Regions from separate parts of the Homo sapiens genome. Here region 2 is linked to region 1. A link is a contact called in ENCODE Hi-C data. All regions are on one chromosome and are shown on one strand. The core of a region is the stretch at or near the end of the contact, and the rest is flanking DNA. Distances in the headings are between cores, read along the strand shown. Region 1 holds the start of LONRF2 (LON peptidase N-terminal domain and ring finger 2). Region 2 holds the start of NPAS2 (neuronal PAS domain protein 2).

What was found. A loop is a pair of places that touch in the nucleus more often than their neighbours do.
Region 2: a loop to region 1 is called in a map with no recorded cell type, with 5 times the contacts of the local background. The contact joins the promoter of NPAS2 here to the promoter of LONRF2 in region 1. A Hi-C loop is called at or near these places in 1 of 37 single-sample maps with no recorded cell type.

The regions. Positions count from the first base shown.
Region 1 is chr2:100,319,630-100,323,891 of GRCh38, reverse strand. It overlaps LONRF2 (LON peptidase N-terminal domain and ring finger 2), which reads left to right and starts at 1,391. Exons shown (of 12, transcript NM_198461.4): 1 at 1,391-2,477. The coding sequence starts at 1,799.
Region 2 is chr2:100,818,183-100,822,213 of GRCh38, reverse strand. It overlaps NPAS2 (neuronal PAS domain protein 2), which reads right to left and starts at 2,075. Exons shown (of 21, transcript NM_002518.4): 1 at 1,800-2,075.

The sequences.
Region 1 (4,262 bases), core at 142-2,641:
CCTGCCATTTCTCCTCTACCTGCCTTTGTGTTATATTTGTGATATATTTTATTTCTATGTGTTATAAACCTCACAACACACTAACATTTTTGCTTTAAACACTTCTGGCTCTCAGCAGGCATACCTCCGGCAAGCTTCTTTCTGTTCTCTTGCTAGATATTTGTCTAAAATAAGAACAAATAGGATCTGAGATCATAAGGTTTCACAATCTTTACTGTATGGTCTGTGCTCTGAAGCTTTTTCCCCATTGCTTCCTGATTGTTGGTTGTGAATTTGATGGATAAATGACCCTCAAATATAAGTGAATTGTTATTCTATAAAGAAAGCAGATAAAAATCCAAACAGTGATTGAAAAAGTGAATTTGAAATAATTCAGTAATGAAAAAGAGACCCAAACAGTACACTGTTATCAATTAAGTTAGGTAGACAGCTGGGGGAAATCCTTCATGGAAAAGGAGGTGGGTACTCTGCATTTGTTTATTGTAGAACTAGAGGGCTGGCCAAAAATTGCCCCTTTTTCCCTTTTAGGAACTGGTCTAAAATGTTCTCTCACTTAATGAGGCATTTCTCCTTTCCCAAAGCCAGATGTGGTCGAGGTATTGTATATTTTCTTTAGCCAGCAGTTTTAGATGTAGAAAAACCTCTCCAATTTTTTAAAAAAATTTATTCTTGAAATATGAACAGTAGTATGAATTCTAGAATATTGTAATGCATTTTATTGTATTCAAATACACAGGATAAAACAGATACTGTGACGACAGGAAGAAGGGAGCAGGCTACATAGGAGAAATACATAGGCTATATAGGAGAAATTATGAACCCGGTTAATACGCACAGAGGATTTTAATTTAAACCTTGCTTGTACACCAACGGAGCGTTTAGCTCCCTCTCCCCAGCAACTTATGTCTGCAGTACTCCATACTAGGGCACCCTTTCTATTTCTATTCTAATTCTATTAATTAGAATTCTATTTCTAATTCTATTTCTGCTTCCTAATCAAGGGCACAATACAATTGTCCACTTCTCGAATCCCTCCTCCTCCTGGTATCTGGTTCTCTTGGCCCTCCACGTTCTCTGTTAAAATGAGTTCTCAAAGGCCTCAGCCTAGAGTTAAGAGAAGAAGCTCGCTGAGGCGGGGCCTCTGGGTGCCCACTTCAGCCTCCCCAGTCATTTAGGACAATTTCCTAAGTCGAAGCTAGAGATGCGTGATGCGTTTGGTGACTTTTCCTGGGTTCTTGCTTAAGCGGAGCCACAGGTTGTGGGGGCGGCCAGGCCTCTGGGGAAGAGCAGGTGCCGCGGTGCCGGCGCGCCAGCAGCCCGCGGCCAAGGCCACCTGCTCCCAGGGCCCCGGCACCTCTGCGGGGAGGCGGCAGGCAGAGGACGCGCGCGCAGTCGCGCAGGAGCCCTCAGGCGAGTGGGGGAAGCATCGCAAGAGACGCGGACCTGGAGCGCGGTCACTGCGTTACCGCAGCGACCTGGGTTACCTAAGCCGGCGGGACTGAGAGGCCGCTGCGCGTGGGCAGGGGCTCAGATTGCGCCCGCGGTGCCTGTCCCGGCCCCCACCCCGGAACGATTGCAGCCCTGCGGGGCTCGCCGCCCACACCGCGCTGAGGACGCTGCCCAAGCCAGGCGCCCGCCCCCGCCCGCGGTCTCAGCCGCTCGCAGCGCGCCGCCCCCAGACGCGCGTGGCTGCTGGCGAGGGCTGAGACCGCGCTCCCGCCGGCCAGTTCCCAGCAGCAGCGCATCCTCCCTGCTCCGCGCCTTCGCTCCGGACCCGCGTCGTCGCAGCCCCGCGGTGATGAGCCCCGAGCCGGTCCCGCCGCCGCCGCCGCCCCAGTGTCCTGGCTGCGACCGCGCGGAGCCGATCGCCCAGCGCTTAGAGGAGGGCGACGAGGCCTTCCGCGCGGGCGACTACGAGATGGCAGCCGAGCTCTTTCGCTCCATGCTAGCCGGGCTGGCGCAGCCGGACCGCGGCCTGTGCCTGAGGCTGGGGGACGCGCTGGCCCGCGCCGGCCGCCTCCCCGAAGCCCTGGGCGCGTTCCGCGGCGCCGCGCGGCTCGGGGCGCTGCGGCCGGAGGAGCTGGAAGAGCTGGCGGGCGGCCTGGTGCGCGCCGTGGGCCTGCGCGACCGGCCGCTGTCCGCGGAGAACCCGGGCGGCGAGCCCGAGGCGCCCGGCGAGGGAGGGCCGGCCCCGGAGCCCCGCGCGCCCCGCGACCTGCTCGGCTGCCCGCGCTGCCGGCGGCTGCTGCATAAGCCGGTGACGCTGCCCTGCGGGCTCACAGTCTGCAAGCGCTGCGTGGAGCCAGGGCCCGCGCGGCCGCAGGTGCGGCGCGTGAACGTGGTGCTGAGCGGCCTGCTGGAGAAGTGCTTCCCGGCCGAGTGCCGGCTGCGCAGGCTGGCAGGCCAGGCGCGGAGCCTGCAGCGCCAGCAGCAGCCGGAGGCCGCGCTGCTCAGGTGCGACCAGGCCCTGGAGCTGGGTGAGTCGGCTGCGGGGCGGGTCCGCCTCCCCTACACCTGTCCGGCCCAGCAGCGGGGTGGGGAGCTGGCCGGTGGGCCCGAGGCTTTGGGCTTTCGAGAGCTTTGTCTAGGCTTAGGGGTCACTTTGCTTCCTAAGGATGGGAAGGTGAAAGGTGGGGGCGGCCACACCCTGCAGCCAGGAGAGGCCAAGTGCACCCCACTGGTTTTGTCTTTTCCAGGATGCTGGTAAGTTTCCCGCGGCCCCCGGAGCAGCTCTGTAAGGTCCTGTAATTGCTTTTCGGCATCTTCTGCGCTGTTGAGGAGCGGGGAGGATGACGAAATATTTTTGCTCATCCTGAAGGAAAATGCACATAGCTGACACACTACAGGCGCAGAAAGGGGTGCCTTGTGCTGGGGCAAGATTTGCTTTGGGTTTCAGCTAATATAGCCAGGAAGGAACCGCCTCCACTCTGCTGTAATCACGTCAAACGCTCCGGCTCTAGCCTGCTCTCTGTCTCAGAGGCCATCATTAGATGTCATGGCGTATTTAACTTACTAGATAGTTACACTGACTAGTGTGTGTAGTTTTAAATTGTTCATTCAGTCATTTCCTTATTTATCTGAGGCCTAAGGCCAGCAACAGGCACTCTCCTGCCTTCACCCAGCCACCACCTGTTAACACTATTTAGCTGAAAGGAAGACCAAACTTCTGTCATCGTTTTGGCTTTGACATATGAGTATGCGCTCTATTGGCAGTTGTTTTGGGCAGTGTGAGGAGGACGGTTTGCTTTCTGGTTTCACCGGTTTTATAATAGGGCATATACGATTTAAAGCACTAGCCGAGAAGACTTGTTGAATCTCTTGTTACTAAAATAATCTACTACCATGCTGTAGTCAGTGCACATTTTATTTTAAACTTAGGATTAAGGTTTTCCCTTTTAGAAGGCACAAATTATAAAGTGACTAGCATTCAATTTTGTCTTGCAAAAAAAAAGATCCAAATATTGAACAAGTGTTCAATATCTGTATCTAAATTGGGATATTCTCTGCTGGAATAGAGCACTTAACTCAGCTTTTCTAACGAGTATTCTGTAGTTTTTGCAACCAACATATCCATACTTTAACAGGCATATTTTTTAGTTTTCTACTAATTTAGGTATTGATGGTGTTAGAGCAGCACTATCCAATTAGAACTATTGTGTAAGCCACACATAATTTGGGATTTTCTTGTAGCTACATTAAAAGGGTGAAAAAAGCAGGTGAAATTTATTTTAGCAATTTTTAACCCTATACATCCAAAATATTATTTCAACATGCCTTCAATTTTAAAAAATAATTGAGATTTTACTTTTTTAAACTAAGCCTTTGAAATTCGTTATATATTTTGCATTTACTGCACTACCCAATTCCAACATCAAATTTTCATCAGAAATACTTCATCTGTATTTAGATGTTGGAGAAGATGTAGAAAAATGAAAACTGTGATATTTATATGCTGCTAATGGGACTGCAAATTATGCCCCTGAAAAATATTTGGTAGTATCTACAGATGTTAAGCCTGTCCTTGGCCAAATAGTTTCAAAGAGGTATATGCATATGTGCCCCCAAAAGAATGTGCAATTAGATACAAGAGTGTATGTCATTGTTAGAGATACCCCAAAAGTGCACACAACCCAAATGTCCAGTAAGAGCAGAAGGGGTGAATATATGATTATGTTTTCATAGCATACTATACAGAAAGAAAATAAATCAACTACAGTTACAAACTACAATGTGGACAAATCTCACAAACATAATGTTAAGTG
Region 2 (4,031 bases), core at 826-3,325, 500 kb before region 1:
TTTATTAATAACATATTTCCTCTAGAACGTATTTCCTTCTTTCACCTCCACAGGAGCCCCTCTGGGAAGCAGTGAGAATAAAACCGATTCTACATTTACGCACAGTGGGACAGATCAGCAAATAAATAGAGGCATCGATTTCCAAGAAGAAAACGGCTAAAAGCAGCGCATTTACAATTCTTCTAAGCCATACTCCACATCTCTCTGTGAGATGGAAGATAATTACTGAACGTCTTTACTTTGCACACTTTATTTTTAACTAAATATTTAAGTAGACTGCTGAGAGATACCAATACTTCTACTGGTCCTGGTTTAGCGCTGTAATGAAACACTGAATTTTTGCTTTTATAAAATAGTGGCGCAGGTCAGGATAACTCTTTTAAACATTACACTATTTATTTGGGGGTTATTTTTGGCTAACTTTTTCCTTTAAGGACATCTTAGTGGCAGGAAGATGGAGCTAGTGTGTGCGCTTGAATGTGAACAGTGCCTCCCAAGGAGGGCAGCTCTGTGTTTAATGCAAGCCATAATTAGTTGGTCAATTCACTGATGGGGACCAAGCTACAGTGAGAGAGAGATGCTGGCAGAGATGTCTTGCTGGGAACTACTTTAGAACTAATTACCTGGGAAGTTCAAACAGGAAAAACCTTTCTATTAAGGAAAATAAGGTTTGGGTTCTAAATGATCAAGACGGTTTAGCTCGTCTCTGCTGATTAAGTTAATTTAATAAGTGATCAATGTTTTACCTGTAGGAAAACAGGCTAACCACTTTAATGAAGTTGGGGTGGATGCCAAAGCAACGCGTAAAGACGAAACTCCTCTCCGGGACCCTCCTGAACACCTGTTGAACTCCAGGGCTTCTAACTTTCCGTACTAAAGCCTCCCGGACACAAGCTCGGGAGTGTTTAGACTTTGTGGAAGTGCGTGCGTATATTCAAGGTTTCCATCTTGCTTAATCAACAAAACTAGTTACTAATTATTTATGAATCACAGGGCTGAAACAAACTTTCTTACCTTGAGCAATTAAGGAGTGGCAAGCAGAGGAGCGGGACTGGTTCTGAATTTAGCCGGGTGGTGCCTGTCCCTTCCCTGGTTACCGACCTGCCCAGCTCTTCAGAAAGGTCAAAGGTGCGTCCCTCCTCGGCTGGGAAAGGGGCACATCTCCCAACAAAACCATACGCATACATCCAACCTGGGGAGCTCCGGAGTTGGGGTGGGGGGGCGGCAGCGACGTGAGGAGCCAGGCTGCACGCTGTCTGCGCACACGGGGGTTGGGGGCACCGATTCCGCACCCAATCCGGCCCGGAACCAATTCCGACCCAGGGACTCCGAGAGACCGCGGGCCCAGGGCGCGCACGCCGCACTCTCCGGGGGTCCAGGACGCCCGACGTTTCGGAGGGTAGCGCGATGGGTCTCGAAGACAACCACGGGCAATCCCCAAAGCTGTTGCCCTGGGGCACGATCCTTCTCCACCCTGTCGGACACCCCGAGGACCCCCAAATTCCGAGGCTCGGATGCCCAGTCCTCTGTCTTCTGCGTCGAGACGCGCCCGGAGCCCACCGGCCCAGCGATTGCTACCTCCTGCAGGACGCGAAGCCCCCAGCGGCCTGACTGTGGAGGGGAACCCACCTCTCCGCGCCCCCGCGTCCGGGGTCCCCGGTGCCGCGCAGCCTCGCGCCTGAGCGCCCCTCCGCCCCCGCGCGTCCTCCACGCTGGCGAGCAGGTGACCGAGTCCTGCGACCCCGCGCGCACGTACTACCCACCCTGGGTCCCCCGCGCCCCTAGGCGCGGCCCCTTACCTCGGAGCGGGCCGGAGCGGCCCCGCGGGGCCGGGCGCGGACTGGGCCGGGGAGACGCGCCTCCCGCCGCCGCTGGGAGACGAGGCGGCGAGCGGGCGCGGCGAGCTCCTCCCGGGCGGCGGCGGGAGGCGCTGCTCTAGCTGCTGCCGCCGCCGCCGCCGCCGCCGCGGCTGCGGGTCTCCGGGCTCCGCGGCCGCCGCTCCTGGGCCGCAGCCGCGCGGGTCCCTCGGCTCCTGCGAGAGGCCGGCTGCTCGCGCGGCAAACTCTTCCGCACGCAGAGCCGGCGGGGAGAGCCGCCTCCGCCTCTGCCTCCTCCCCTGCCTCCTCCCTCCACCCTCCTCCCTCTCCACCTCCCCCTCCTACCCCCACCCTCCTCCTCCTCCCCTCGCCTGCCTCCGCCTGCGGGGTCTCTCCTGGCCCCGACCCAGCCTGGGACAAGCACCCCGCGCGCGCCGCAGGCAGACGGACCCCCGGCCCCCTAGACCCCCGGCTTCCCTGGGCGGCGCAGACACCCGCGAGTCCCCAGGCCGCCGCAGCCTCTGCTGGGCTGCCAGGGACGCGCGGCGGGGTCGGGCCTGGGGCGCAGGGTCGGGGTTGGGCGCCGGGGCTGGGGGAGGGGGGGGTTGTGCTTCCAGGTGAGCCGGCCCAGAGGAGAGGCAAGTGGACTAGAGGCTGCCAGCCGAGGTCCCATTAAAGTTGTCACTCGGGGGGAACAAGGAATCTGCCGCCCCCGCCTAGTGTAGACCCTCGCAGTGCGGGCCGCCACCCTGCTGTCCCGCGCAGGGGATGAAGGGGGACGAGCACGCGACTGTCACCCCCTCCACACTGTCCTCCAGGGGCAGGGTTGCGCGCAGGTCTCGACCCAGGGCACAAAGCGCGTCTCTGCGGGGACCACTGCGATTTCTCAATGAGCGGCGGGGGTGCGGCCCGGGGGCAGGTGGGAGGCGGGGGTCGGGGAAGATGCGGGCGAGCGGTGGTCGGCGGAGGACAGCAGCGACTGCTGGGGAGGAATAACCAGTGCCTGTCCTAAGGCGAACGTAGCTGGTCCGGAAAATGGGTCAAGGATGGAAAGGAACCGGCTAATTGCCCCCCTCCCCGGCAGGGGCACGTGGGGTGTGGGGCTGCGGCCAGGAGCGGGCACTTGGAGCTCCACTCTGCCTCTCCCTCCCCTCCTCCGCTGCCCTCCTCTCCTTTTGCACCAGTGCAGGAAATGTTCCACTGACCTACATATTTTTCCAAACATACGTGACCTTTTTTTTTTTTTCCTCTGTGGGAGGAGACAGGCGAGAATCCAAGAAAAAGAAGCTGGAGAGAGAGGCGCGCGCGAGAAACAGGGAGGATTTTACCAAGGTTCCCGCAAACGCCAAGCGGAGGGAGGCAGAGGTACAGGAATAATCCCCGGGTGCCGGGGCTGCTGTCTGATGCCCTTCGGGGCTCCAAGACAGAGCCGGTGAAAACCGGAGACCGTGTGCCCCGCCGAGGTCCGGAAACGTGGCCGGTTTCCCCTTCACCTGGGCGGCGGCGTTCACAGCGGGGAGGCGCCTGGGTGGAAGCCCGGGAGAGGGGAAAGGTCCCCCTGCCCGCTCCCACGAGGTCTCCGCTCCCCTGGCCTAGGTGCCTGGCCTGGCGCAGCGCTCCGAGCGTGGCAGCCTTTTCCGGACGTCTCTCCGTCCCTCTTACATTCCGGCAAGTGGCCCTGGAAGGAAAGCGCCCCCGCTGGCCCTTTTCTGTCATACTCGATTTTGTGGCCAGAAGGGGTCTCCTAGGGCCTTTGCCCCAAGCGCGCCAGGCCCCCGCGGTGGACTGGGGGTCGCCCCGGACGCTGTTCCTCTCGCTGTCTCGTCCTCTCCCTCGAGTTTGAGACGTGCCCTCTCCCTCGCAGATCCGACCAGCAGCGCCTTATTTGGGCATGCAACCCCACACCGTCAATTAGATCAAAACGCTCACACAGAGCTCCTTTTTACCCCCCCTGTAAAGTAGGTCATTCTCTTTATTTCCCACTTGTATTATTTGTGTCTAATTCTCCTCCTGAAAAATAATCAGCTGCAAGGAGCTTTGAGCATCCTAAGAGCAGCTGTTATTCTCAGGCTTGCTTCTGACTTGGAGGGCTTTTCAAGAAAGAGGAGGAGGCATTTGGCCTGTCATGATTTTGAAGTCCCTCCCTTTCCAAAAGAAGAAACTTTTGTTTGATGGATTTTATTTTGCTTTGTTTTTCTACCCCGTCCTTTTCCT